Regions from separate parts of the Mus musculus genome. Here region 1 is linked to region 2. The links are chromatin contacts, found by Hi-C or POLR2A ChIA-PET in ENCODE. All regions are on one chromosome and are shown on one strand. Each heading gives the region's core, a stretch centred on a gene start or an enhancer-like site at or near the end of the contact. The rest is flanking DNA. Distances are from core to core; before and after follow the strand shown.

Evidence for each region. A loop is a pair of places that touch in the nucleus more often than their neighbours do. ChIA-PET counts read pairs that join two places held with the same protein, here RNA polymerase II (POLR2A).
Region 1: a map of T-helper 2 cell shows a loop between it and region 2 (2.2-fold over the local background). The contact joins the promoter of E330017L17Rik here to the promoter of 1700108I11Rik in region 2. A Hi-C loop is called at or near these places in 2 of 37 maps with a recorded cell type or tissue (T-helper 2 cell and mouse trophoblast stem cell). POLR2A ChIA-PET finds 5 or more read pairs at or near these places in 1 of 5 experiments (Patski).

What each region holds. Positions count from the first base shown.
Region 1 is chr4:129,901,327-129,908,422 of GRCm38, reverse strand. E330017L17Rik (RIKEN cDNA E330017L17 gene) reads right to left here and starts at 2,197. Exons shown (of 3, transcript NR_045190.2): 1 at 1,809-2,197.
Region 2 is chr4:129,849,942-129,856,729 of GRCm38, reverse strand. It overlaps 1700108I11Rik (a long non-coding RNA gene), which reads left to right and starts at 3,499. Exons shown (of 2, transcript XR_868199.3): 1 at 3,499-3,599; 2 at 4,030-4,227. It overlaps Ptp4a2 (protein tyrosine phosphatase 4a2), which reads right to left. Exons shown (of 6, transcript NM_008974.4): 6 at 6,727-6,788.

The DNA of each region.
Region 1 (7,096 bases), core at 948-3,447, 53 kb before region 2:
AAGTTGAAGAATTACTTCCACTAGTTTGTCTGTGGGCATATCTGAGGGGCCTTGTTTTTGTTTTGTTTTGGTTTGGTTTGGTTTGGTTTGGATTGGTTTTTTTGAGACAGGGTTTCTCTGTGTAGCCTTAGCTGTCCTGGAACTCACTTTGTAGACCAGGTTAGCCTTGAACTCAGAAATCCACCTGCCTCTGCCTCCCAAGTGCTGGGATTAAAGGAGTGCGCCACATGCCCAGCTTGAGGGACATTTTCTTGATAGTGATTGGTGTGGGACAGACCAGCTCGAAGCGGGCAGCACTGCTCCTGGGCAAGTGATCCTGAGTTTTATAAACAAACAAACAAACAAAACAAGTCAAGGGAGCAAGCCAGTAAGCAGCACTCCTCCATGGTCTCTGCATCAGTTCCTGCCCCCAAGTTCCTACTTTGAGTTCCTGTCTCAGCTTCCCTCCTCGATGGGCTGTGATTGCGACTCATGAGCCAAATAAACTCTTTCCTCTGAACTTGCTTCTGGCCCCAGTGTTTACCACAGCAACAGAAAATAACTAGGTCACCTGGGCTCTGAGGATTTGGCCCCTGACCCTCCCATAAGTGCTTTTTACTCACTAAGCTATCTCCCCAGTCCTATTTTTGTGTTTTGAGGTAGGGTTTGCTACATAGTCCAGACTGGCCTCAGACTCACTATGTTGCCCTTCATATATAAGCCTGACTCAAAGTCTTCAGCAATCTCCTACTCCAGCCTCCAGAGCGCTAGGATTACAGGCATGTGCCACCATGTCCAATGAAGGAAAACACTGAGTGAAGCCCTCAGGAGGCAGAGGCAGGGGGATCCCTGTGAGTCCTGGATAATCCTGGTCTATGTAGTGAATTCCAAGTCATCCAAGGTTATTTAGAGAGACCGTGTCTCAAAAAACATTGTTTTTTTCCTAGTGAAAATGAGGGAAGTCAGGGATGGAGAGATGGCCCAGTAGGTGAGAGCGCTCACTATACAGGTCTGAAGATAAGAGTCTGAATCTCAAACACATACACAAAGAAGTAGGATTGGCCACATGTGCCTATAACCCCAGTGGCTGCAAGTGTCAGAGACAGGAGGATAGCTGGAAGTGGCTAGCTAGCCTTGCTAGAATTTAATTTAAAAAAAAAAAATTTAAAAAGTGAAACAAGGGGCTGGAGAGATGGCTCAGCGGTTAAGAGCACTTCCAGAGGTCCTGAGTTCAAATCCCAGCAACCACATGGTGGCTTACAACCACCCATAATGAGATCTGATGCCCTCTTCTGGAGTGTCTGAAGACAGCCACAGTGTACTTATATAATAAATAAGTAAATAAATAAATCTTTTTTAAAAAAGTGAAACAAGGCAGAGAGTTATAGAGGACATCTGACCTCCTCCTCTGGCCTCCAAACACACACACACACACACACACACACACACACACACGCGCGTGCACACACATGGAAAAATGAGGGACTGATCAAACCATAAGTAAAAATATCTTATAAAACCAGATGAATTCTATCTATCCATCTATGTACCAGAAGTGAAGGATTCTGACCCCTGGATGAAGAATTTATTTAATAAATACAATTAGAAAAAGTACAAAATTTGAATTCCACCTCGGGCGCACTCAACACCCGTACGAATAAAGTCCCTTTGATTGTAAGAACTAAATGTAAAAAGCAAACCCCAGAACAGCACTAGAAGAAAAATAAGAAAAACATCTAAATTTGACTAAAAACAGTTAACTTGCAAGTGACAGAAGACTCTGTGAATAAAGTTAAAAGATGACAAACACACGAGGAACACAAACGTACCACAGACATCCGGGAACGCCGCAAGAACACAACTTGAAATAATAATAATATGGCTTTCATTTTCCCCGCGTCCTCGCGTCAATCAGAGGCTCCACTTTACCTCAAGGAGAACTGGAGCTTTACTGCGAGAAGATAAAGAGAAAGAGACAGCCAGCATCCCCTCTCATTGTCTCAGGAACTTCGCAGCCAGTCCACTGAAGCCCACATCAGAAACTACGCTTTGGAAAAGCCGAGCCTTTGATTCGAAAGGACTGCTCTGGCAGAGGGAAGAAAATGTTCTTGAAAATCAAAAGGGAAGGTCCCGGGGAACACTGGAGATAAATGTACCCCTTAACTAGATATCGAACATGACTTGAGAAGACCCGGGCTGTGTGCCCCTGAGGAAGTGCGCCGGGCACTGGGCAGGCAAGTGGGACTGAGCCGTGACCTTGGCAGAGGTCACGGGATGTGGGAGGAGAAAATTGTCGCTGCAGGACTTCAAAGTGGGGCAGTCAGTGCTTACAGGTCGCCTACCTCCCCCGGTGCCCCACCCACTCAAACATCTGGAACTGCTAGGATCCAGGCCACCCACTTCCCACATCTGGCTGATCCTCTCTGTAGCTTCAAGTGTCTGCAACAGGCCACCTTGGCTGGAGGGCAACAGTAGCCACTCAGCTCTTCACTATCTGCTGTGGACCTCCAGAGACAGGGCCTGAGGTGCTCAGCTGTTGTGATACCCACCCACCCACCCACAGCTCAGGCTTTTCTGGGGAGTCTCACAGGCCCTCTCCCCACTCATTTATCAGAGAGCAGGATTGTTGACATCCACAGGAGAAGCCATAGTATGGAAGTGAGTATCTCCCTGCAACTTGAACCTGGGTAGAAGAGGGTAGATCGGGGTAAAAGTCTACCCTGGCTGAATAGTTCTACAATTCAGAAAAGGCCCCACCTAATCAATGAAAAGATCCCCAACCCAATAGAAAAATGAGCAAAAGATAAAAAAAATGAAAACTTGATATTAAAGGAACATAGTAGAAAGTCACACCTGGAATCCTAGCACTTGGGCCACTAAAGCAGGATTGCAAGTTCAAGGCTGACTTGAACTACATTTGGAGACCCTGTCTCAAAACCCCACAATAAGGGCCAATGAGGCAGCTCAGCAAAGACACCGCCCACCACAGGAGCCACTACAACATTCAATGTACGAATATGTGGTAGAGAAAGAGTAGAAAGGAACTGCCTGATGTCGGCAGCCTGCCCTGCTACCTGAGGCCATGGGGACCTAACTTCTAGCCCACATTACACTGAGGGCCATGTCTGTGTCCCCAGGAGAGCAGCAGCAGAGGTCTGTGTCCATGCTTACAGCTCATATTACCACCAAAGTCCATGCAGAGATCCCTAGTCTGGGCTGCTGCCTGGGACCAAGGGTTGTGCAGACCTGGTCCCGCCCCTCACTGGGGCAATCAGAAGAGCAGGCCTTGCACCTCCTCTGGGTAGCACAATAGAGCTGGCCATGGGGTTAGGGGGACCAAGTGAGGGGCTCATGGGTGTGTGGGGAGGTAGCTCCACCCCTCATCTGCCAAGAGGTGGAGTGGTCACAGGAGAGATGCCCTTCCTTCCTCAAACCTGCCTATGTTAAGCCAGAGGCTGGCCAGAGGTCTGTAGAGCAGGAGAGCCAGCCCCGCCCCTCAACAGCTGCAGCACTCAAGAGAGCAGGACCTGCATCTTGCCTGGGTAGCACACTAGAACTGATCCTGGTGGCATGGAGATAGGTGAGCCAGCCCGAGGGCATGAGAGTAGGAGAGTTGACCCTGCCCCTTGCAGGGCATTGGGTGAACTAGCCAAGGCAGTGCTGGAGAGCTCACTCTAGTGGCGTGGGTGTGAGAGAGCTGGGGGGCTGACCAACTTGGCTACCACCCAGGCCCAGATCCAGGGCTTTGGGTTGGCCCACCCCAACATCTACCCCATCTAGGAACTGCCGGAGCTCATAAAGGGGCCAGGCCTGCAGATTGAAAGCAGCAGAGCCTCCATAACTCAGGGCAGCAACAGGATATCTGAAAGGAGTCCAGGTAAGGATGCAGTATTGATAGAGTAGCAGAAGCCAGAGGACTCAGACCAGACCAAGGAGTCATTGCAATGAACGTTTGCAAGTGAAGATGTGTGGACAGAGGGGTACGCTGTGGGACACACTGCAGCTCCCATAATAAGATGCCTTTTGTTTTTGTTCTGTTTTGCCTTGTTTTTGTTTTTGTTTTTTAAGTTTATTTGGAGAGGGGTTGCAAGGGCAGAGAGCAGACACAAAGAGATAAAGAGATGAATGGGATTAGGGTACGTGGTGCAAAATAAACAAAGAGTGATTGCAAGGTTAAAAAATACGTTATACAGTTAATGAGGTCTTTATCAAGGATGGTTTGGCAATTCTGTTGACTGTAAATACGCCTGCCTTTAAACTGGACAATCCCACATCTACCAACACAGCCAGCCGAAGATGGCTGAGAAGGTGGCCAATGGTGCCTCTGCCTGCCCACCATGCTTGTGACACACTACCTTGCATTGTTGCTATGAGGAACTGGGTCACAGATCGCATTCGGGGGAGAAAGAACATCGAGCAACTGAGAGTTAGAAAAAAAGAGGCCAGAGGCTGAGACAGGCAGAAATGTCCCCAAGGGTAAACAAAACAGTATAAAGACTGGGGGTGGGGGGTGGACACTGGCAGAGATGAGGGAATGTGAGTCAGAGGAGCCCTAGACAGAAGGATGGGAGGTCCTGACACCTGACAGAGCCAGGGCAAACACTGGACCCTGCCTGGCCTGTGGAGAGGCTCAGTACCATGAAACCATATCAGCCACTTGACAATTTCATCGACTTCACAGACTCGAGCCAGGCAACTACATTAACAAGCCACCCTCAGCCTCAACCCAGTGCTTCAGAGCCAGGATGCTCAGGGACCACGGGTGGCTGCTCAGATGACCTTGAACAGACCCAGATTATTTGCTCAGATGACCAGGGCAAATCTGTATAATCACAGAGAGCCCAAGACTGTGAGGAGGAAGTGGATCCGACCCAAGAAGTACTGGGTTGTCCTGAGAGCAAAGCAGGGCTCCCCAGAACTCTCAAAGCACATGCCTGCTACACACCTGCACACACACACACACACACACACACACACACACCCTGCACACACACACACACATACACCTACCACACACATACCTGTGCACACACACACCTGCACACATACACATCTGTCACACACACACATCTGCACACATACACACCTGCCACACACACACACCTACACACACACACCTACCACACATACCTGCACACCTATACACCTACACACACACCTACCACACACATACCTGCACACCTATACACCTACACACACCTGCACACACACACACACCTGCCACAGCCAGAAGCCTAGTCCTAAAGAAATGCTTGTGCTTAGTGAGGACCAGAGACACCTGCCTAGGGTGTGCAGGCAGGGGCCTGGCTGAGGGGGTGGGGCAGAGAGACAGAGGACAGGTATTGCACCTGGCAGCAATAACTGAGTTTCAAGCTCCTATGAGGATCTGTCAATATGCTGCAGATGCTGGAGAAAGCATTGCTTGTCTGAGACCCACTTTGACCACGCTCCACAGTTCTCCTCAGCTTGTCTGTATTAGGGCTTAACCGAGAAGCCACTCCATCCTGAGCAGCACAGCTTGGGAAATCCAGAAAGCAGAGGCCCAGACTAGAGTCCTGGAGGGATGCCTCGGCTTCTGGACCTCGTGAGGGGTTGCCCTCACTCTCCTCAGAGAAGTCCCACCGGGGTCAAGTCCAGCTACTCACAGCAGGAAGCACCTCAGAGGTCACCCTGTCGGAGGACCCTATGTCCTGTAGGATGCTCCCTGTCAGAGCGCATCTACTGGATTCTTCATCATAACCTTCTTTTACTCCTCCCTGCCCTGTATTTCCAATAACTAGAGGTCAGCCTGAGGTTCGGTCCTCTGGCGAGGTTCCACAGCAGTGCTGGCAGTGCCTGGCCACATATCCTTGACCAGTCCTGGAGGTCATTAGTATACTCCACCTGTTCTGAACCAGCCACTCATGGGAATTCTCTGGTCCTGGGAATTACTGGGAGCTTAGCATCCCTGGAAGACACTTAGTAAGAACAGAATGGGAACCAGAGGCTAAATGCCCAGCCTTCTTTTTTTTCTGGGGAGGCTTCTGGAATGTTCTGTAGCCTTGAGCTTCCATTGCCTGAGTGTCACCCCCTCATCAGTTTATTTTTAACCTTGTGTGTGTGTGTGTATCCATGTTTGTGCGCAGACCTCTCTCTCTCTCTCTCTCTCTCTCTCTCTCTGTGTGTGTGTGTGTGTGTGTGTGTAGATGAGTGTGAACATGTGAGTGTGTGTAGAACCAAGGGCCAATCTTGGATGGCTTCCTCCTTTGCTCTCCACCTTATTTTTCCAAGACAGAGTCTCTCACCATACCCTAGAGCTCACCCATATAGCTAGACTGACTGCCAGTGAGGTTCTGGGGTCCCCCAGGCTTCACCTCCCCTGTGGTGTGATCACAGGCACACCCCATGCCACCAGGTGGTACATGGGTGCTGGGAGATATGAACCCAGGTCTTCACGCTTGTGTAGTCATCTCTGCAGCTCTGATCCTTCCTTCTGTTGCTGACTTTCTTCCTCCCCAGCATCACCACCCCTCTCCTTTATCCCTACGATCATTTCCGAGGTAAATTACTTGGACCCAAATCCTTTTTCTAGGGTCTCATGTTTGGGAAACAACTCACAAGCAGAGTTGTGTGTGTCACAGCATCTCAGGGGACACATGAAGTTCTCAAGTGTTGGTGCCATCAGAGGTAATGACCTGCTTCCCACTAGAACATTCCTTATCAACCTCCTGTGATTAATTGTTCCATCCATCAGTGATTATTGCCTGAATCAATTATTTTATTAAGGGATATAAAAAGAAAGTGGTTTCCAAATCCTATCAATCCTTCTAAGCTGGGAAATATATATATATATATATATATAACTTTCCTCATAAGGCAGGACTTTCAGGTTGAGATGAAGTGGTAGAGGCCAGGCTAAGGGCCTGATTCTCTCCTTCCTCATTGCTGACTCTCAGGATGAGGAATTGTGCCCTAGATACTTCCAATGGTATTTAATGACACTTGATGGGTTTGTGGCTGAGTGCTTGTCTCCTGGCTGGTAGCTCAACTCTGAGAGGCAGTGGAGTCTTTAGGAGGTCAGGTCGGACTGATAGAACTGGGTCTCTGGAGCCCTAAGAAGCTGGCTCCGTCCATAAAG
Region 2 (6,788 bases), core at 2,250-4,749:
TGCTAATCCTCATGAAATTACAGACAGAACACACTCCAGCTTCCCATGCACTCAACCGCAGTAATAGCATTTTTATTGCTAGGGTCATATTTCGCATTTCCTGATTTTGGAAAGCATCACAATTGGGCACCCTTGACAGTTAGGCTGATTTCCACGGTATTCCTTGAATATTTATGTGTTGGATCCCAGAAGGAAAAGAGTGATTAGATCTATTCATGTCAGCAAATTCTCATTTATGTGTTTTAGCATTATTTGGGGAAATTTTTCCAGTTGCATGGGGCCTCAATTTGAGATGCCCTAAGAAGCCGATGGACTTAGAATTTTTTTTTTTTTCAGCAAAGGGATTTATCTATGCTGACTGAGAGCTGGGCCACTGGCAGCTCAGATCCAGTTATGATTCCTAAAACACATCCAGGCTGGTTTTATCTGATGCCTCTGCAGGAATTGAGGCCACGTATTAATGCACTGAGATAAAATCAATTTGAAAATTTCTTAAATCAAATACCAATCCTAGAGTAATACTCGATGTGTAGGAAAGGCAGCCAACAGTAATAAGAAGCCAATTATAAACTATAAACCACTCGGCTCAGATACCCTGCTTTGTTACTGGCAAGGCCCATTACACACGGTTTACACAAGTTAAAGTCACTGACGAGGCAGACTCACTATACACACACACGTGCACCTGCATGCTAACCCTTCTCCTGCCCCTGCATTTAATGTAACGACACAGCTCAATTAACAAGGACCCCTTTGCGTGATGCCACACCTAAGAAATCATTAACAAACATCTTCCCAGCCTAGGAAGCTGGGCAGTCAAGGGCCAATTTTAGAGTCAGTTTACGCTGTAGTTTATCATTTAAAAATGGGACTGGCGGTGAGGCCGGTGAAGACTAAATCTAATCAGGCACAACCCGGAGCACAAGGGAACTAGACAGATATGGGTACTGTTAGACCCTTGCTACTCCATCTTTCCGAATCCCTATCTTCAAAACAACCAAGCAGACACAAGTGACTTAACCAGTGCCACTGTGTGCTACACCTGCCAGTGGCTCTTCTGCAGGGCAGATGGCAAAGCTGCCAAGCCTGAAGTATTCTAATTGCTTTCAGTCTGCGTGAGCTGTGGAGAGGATGATAGGTGGGCGTGGGAAGGGCTCACCACCACTCCACCCCACCCCACCCCCGGTCCATGGCCAAACATCCCAGCTATCTCCTTGAACTGCTGACTGAGAATATACTGCTGACCTTTCACACTGATCTGCACAATGGTGCAGAAGGAAGTCTGTCTTAGTCATCTCTCGCTCCCTTCCTTAAGGCCTGAAACTTCTGTCCTGCGCCACGGCAGCCCATCACTAGCCATTAGGATTCCTCAGCTTCTACCTTTTCTTGTTCATTCTCCTCCACTCGGATGACACATCCCACATGCACAGTACGAGTCAGTCACCCTTTAAACACACAGCCTCTAACTCAAGAGGACTCTTACATAACCTTTTGCACAAAGACCTGATCTTGCAACGGCTGATCACTGACTGACCTTCCGTGCCTCTGCTCTGCAGAAAGCGGCAATCTACAGTTAGAGGCTCTGACTCAGATGACTTGTGTGGGCTGGGTGTCATTCTGATGCTGTGATCCCAGCACTCTGGAGGCTGAGGCAGGTGGTGGGAATTCCAGGCCAAAGTAGGCATAATCCTGTCTCAAAAACTAGTGGTACAAACGTGTCACCACCACCCCCAGCACTCAGGAGGCGGTGGCAGGAAGATCAGGGATTCAAGGTCATCCTCAACTATTCTTAGCCAGTTCAAAGCCAGCCTGGGCTAGATGTAAGACCTTGTCTCAAAGACGAAACAAGATATTGCTGGTGCTGAGACATTGATCTCTTGAACAAAGCACATGGCTAAGGCTGTCCCTGTGAGAGTACACTGCCCATTTACTGAGATCCCTGCCTTAGCATCACCAACCTACCTTCCCAACCTCACTAAATTTGCTTGCCTTCCTTACCATATTCAGGATCTGCACTGCTGTGCCAACCCACACCAAGCAGTTTTTCAAGTTTACACAAACTCCTTGGGAAATACTGGTACCATCTTCATATATCTCAGCATATAGCGGGTTCCTTCATCTTCCTCGGTCTCATGGCCATTCCGTCTGACTGTATTAATCACTAATTCCTATGCTCTTCCTCACGTTCTCTTATTGCACTGATGTTTAACTGAAAAGAAATGTTCTTCTCCTACCCCTTAATAATTTCTTGCCAGTTTGTCATGTTCCCTCCCCTGGTATCCTCAGTGGCTAGGATAGTGGGTAAACACGTAGCAGGCACACCGCACTCACTCACAGGAGGTTGTCACAGCACTCAACAAGCTGTGTTTAATCCCTTGGGGTTTTGATACATGGACTCCCTATGTAGCCTAGGTCCTCCTGCCTCAGCCATCCAAATGCTAGCTACAAGTGTGTGCCACCATGAGCCCCACAGCTGGGTGTGGAGAGACAGGACCACTGGGAGTCCTAGGCCAACCTAGGTTTTTGTTTTCTTTTGGTTACGTAACTAGAAAAAAAAAAAAAGGAAAACTTAAGAGCTGCCAAGATGGGCTGGTGAGATGACTCAGCGGGTAAGAGCACTCTTCTGAAGGTCCTGAGTTCGAATGCTAGCAACCACCCATAAAGAGATCTGATGCCCTCTTCTGGTGCATCTGAAGTCAACTACAGTGTAACTTATGTATAATAAAAATAAAAAATAAAAAGCTGGCAAGATGGTTCAGCAGATAGAGTGGCTTGGCATCAGCCTACAATCCAACCTCACTTCCTGGGACTCAAAAGTGGAGGAACCAATTCCTGCAAGCTGTTCTCTAACCTCCACACAAATGCTGTGGGGTACCCACAAACACATACACAAATTAAATGTAATTTTAAAAATTAAGGTTTAAAGCCAGATGTGATGGCACACACCATTAATCCTAACATTCGGGAGGCAGAAACAGGTGGATCTCTGTGAGTTCAAGGCTAGCCTTGCCTACAAAGTAGAGCAAGCTACAGAGGGAGACCACATTGGGGGGGGGGGGGCAAAGTGTGCTGGCACACACCTGTAATCCCAATATTATCACCAGGGCAGATGTTCCCAGGCCGTAGTGCCTTAGATCCACATGGAGATAAGACCCAGGTGTTGCGGCACCTGTTCCTTCTTGGCTGTGGGGAATCTTTCCTTGCCTTCTGTGGGTCCCCCATACTACCTACAGTGCTAGCTTGGGGGCCCGCCCTTCATCCATCTGCGAAGCCAGCAACATTAAACCCAGGAAAGGCTCTCTGAAGAACTTCCATCAGTCTGCCAGTTCACCTAGGAAATGCCTATTTCAGCACTGCTATTCACATGAAGCCCACTCATCATGTCAGGCCCAGGAACTTTAGCTGCACGCATCTGAGGAACCATTATTAAGTCACAATGCTTGTTTGTTTCTGTGTTGAGGCCCTGGCTGTTGTAAACCAGGCTGTTCTCAAACTCGAAGAGATCTGCTGCCTGCCTGTGTCTTCTGGGTGCTGGGATGAAAGGCATGCAGCACAACTGCCCAGCTCAATGAAGACTTCAGTGGCATCAATCCCACCAGGTAGACAAATCCAACACTAGGAGAACCCACCACTAAACTAAGTGCAACAGAACTTCTGGTGGTCTTTATAGGAGTAATCCCAATGAAATAAAAATTCTCACTGGGAGACAGAGAGGGCAGTGCATGCCTGAAATCCAGCACTTAAAAGGGGCCGGAGGATAAAAATCCCAAATAAGACGTCTGGTCTACATAAGAAGTTATAGACCAGCCTATAGAGACCCTGTTTCAAAAATAAAAAACCCAAACCACAAAACAATCTATGCTGGAACAGACTCAAAGGAGAATGTAAGTTTAGTTTTACTGTAAATTAAAGAGAAATTTAACTGTAGTGTTCAATTCCCAGTACAGGGTGTGTTTCTGTGTCAGAACAAGGTAGATGTGAAATCAAAACGATTTGTCTTTTGTATGTGTACACACTTGTGTGTTACAGCACAGGCTCCAAGGATCAAACTCAGGCATGGTGGCCATCTTGCCAACTCCTCAAACCAAATAAAGACAGGTTCTCTCTACAAAGCCATGGCTACCTTGGAACTCACTTCACAGACCAGGGTGGTCTTAAACTCAAGTGATCTTCCGACCTCTGCTATCCAAATAATGCCAAGATTAAAGGTTTATACCACCAACTCCAGCTTTTTTTTTTTAAAGATTTATTATATGTAAGTACACTGTAGCTGTCTTCAGACACTCCAAAAGAGGGCATCAGATTTCGTTACGGATAGTTGTGAGCCACCACGTGGTTGCTGAGATTTGAACTCTGGACCTTCGAAAGAGCAGTCGGCGCTCTTAACCACTGAGCCATCTTGCCAGCCTCAGCTCTGACTCTTATCATGCAATAAATAGTATGTTTATAAGTTGGTGGGAATTATGTAGAAAAGTTAATGAAAAGGGTATCAGAAAAAGGCACTTAAATTTGAACCTTTAATCAAATAAGGGATGAGATTTAAGAAGATGGAAATGCTTGCCTTAAAATTAAAAAAATAAAAGGGAGGTGGCTGGAGAGTTGGTTGGCGGTGTGAGTGCTTTTGCAGGTTCTGCAGAGGGCCCACGTTTCTTCAGCAGTAGTTCCAGGGGATCCAATTCTGTCTCTTGGTTTCCATGGATACCTGCACACATGTGGCACACACACATCAAATTTTTCTTTTCTAAATCTTAGAAATACTATAGAATGGGACCCTTTACACTGGGTATGTTGGTAGTAGTAACTAAGACAGTGGCATTGCGTGCCCACCAGAGATGGCTGGGTAAGGTGTAACCTGGCAAGCTTCTTTCAAAGCTTTGGTGTGAGCGCTGGGACACACTGGCCAGGGCACACTGTGACAGTGAGAGGACAGCTTTCAGCTGTCATTGTTGAGACCATCCAGCACTATCACAAGCTGGCTCTGCTCGCTCTCTCTCCTCAGGAGTGCTGGGATGACAACTATCCGTAGCATCCAGCTCTCTCTCTCAAGCACGGGCTCCAGGGATGAGCTCAGCCTTTTTACCCGCTGAGCTGTTTTCCAGGTTCCTTGTTTCTGGGTTTAAAAACCAATTAGAACTAAAGTAAGGAAGGCATTAAAGAAGTAAGAACCCCCAAAGAAAAAGAGCTAAATGAGGCAGATGTGGCAAGTTGGAAAGAGCACTAAGGTTGACACAAGGCCATGAAACTTTAGATGCATCGGCATGGTCAGATACACAATATCAGAGGAGCTGAACCAAAACCAAGTTCAGCCAGAGTGAAAAGACAAAGCATGCCATTTAGAGCCAAGAGTAATGATCATAACCAACCACAGAAGTTAAGAGGGCTAATGCAAGGCACAAGGTTAAAACCAAGCAATGTGACCCACGGCGCCTAAGTAGCACAGCACAAAGCTGTCCGTTGTAACTGCTCACCAAGATGGACTGGCTCTTGCCATAAAGCCCAGGGTAGCTTTGAACTCCCTGGTCCTGTCTAACCTAGACAGGACCAAAGTACTTAGGCTAGCATCACACCCAGTCTCTATCTGTAGCCAGACTTTTGGCTACTTTATGGTTTTTGTTTTGGTTTTTTTTTTTTTTTTTTTTTTGGTTTTTCGAGACAGGTTTCTCTTTGTAGCCCTGGCTGGCCTCAAACTCAGAAATGTACCTGCCTCTGCCTCCCAAGTGCTGGGATTAAAGGCATGCGCCACCACTGCCTGGTGGATTCCTTTCATTATCACCCTTCTCCCTCCACCCCCAACTCTACCTTCCAAGCCCCTAACACTAGGGAAAAGAGGGCATTGAGGCACCAAGTTCCTTGGTGCAAGTTTGTTCCAGTCAGGATATCCAATTTCTTTTCATTTCTTTACCCACAACCACTTGACAAATAGCAAAAGTGGTTGATTGGATCTACCATATATATCCTTTCAAAGAGTCCCTAGAACTGCGAATGTCAAACACATGCAGAAACCACCTGCAGCTGGTGTAATTGCTCCCCTGCTGGAGCATGAAGCAAATCACAACCAGCTGTTGCGGACACTCTAAAGCAGCTCCAAGTCCCACATAGGGGATTAAACATTCCTGACACATTTGTTCTTAAAGAAACCAAAATTCTCATTGTACCCACTAAAACTTTGTTTTCTTTAGGTTGAAGTCCTGCTTAAATTTATCTAGTTTACCAGTGACTAAAGAGAAATTCTATGATACATTAAAGCAGCTAATTCTCCACTTTAAAGACCTCACAGAGAAACCCTGTCTTGAAAAACCAGAAAAGAAAAGAAAAAAAAAAAAGTGTAAAAAGAGCTGGGCAGTGGTAGCACAGGTATTTAATCCCACACTCAGGAGAAGGCTGAGCAAGATGGATCTCTGAGCAAGATGGATCTCTGAGTTGGAGGCCAGCCTGGTCTACAAAGTGAGTTCCAGGACAGAAAGAGCTACACAGAGAAACCCTGTCTTGCAAAGCCCCCTCCCCTCCCCAACCCACCCCACTCCCCCAAAAAGGTTTATTTAAATCTAAGTTGTAATACATTATGCAAACCTATAACAAAAATGAATTCCTTAGAATGAGATTGGTCAAGTACATACTTACTAAATACCTCTCACTTCACCTCTCTAACGTATCCATTAATAATGGGACACAAATCAGACCTTGAGAATGCCAAGCAGAGAAAGGAGAGCAAACATGAACTGTTTAGGAGTGGGGAAGAAATTCACAAAAAGCATGTAAAATATGTTTTATTGTTCTTCAAAAGGGTT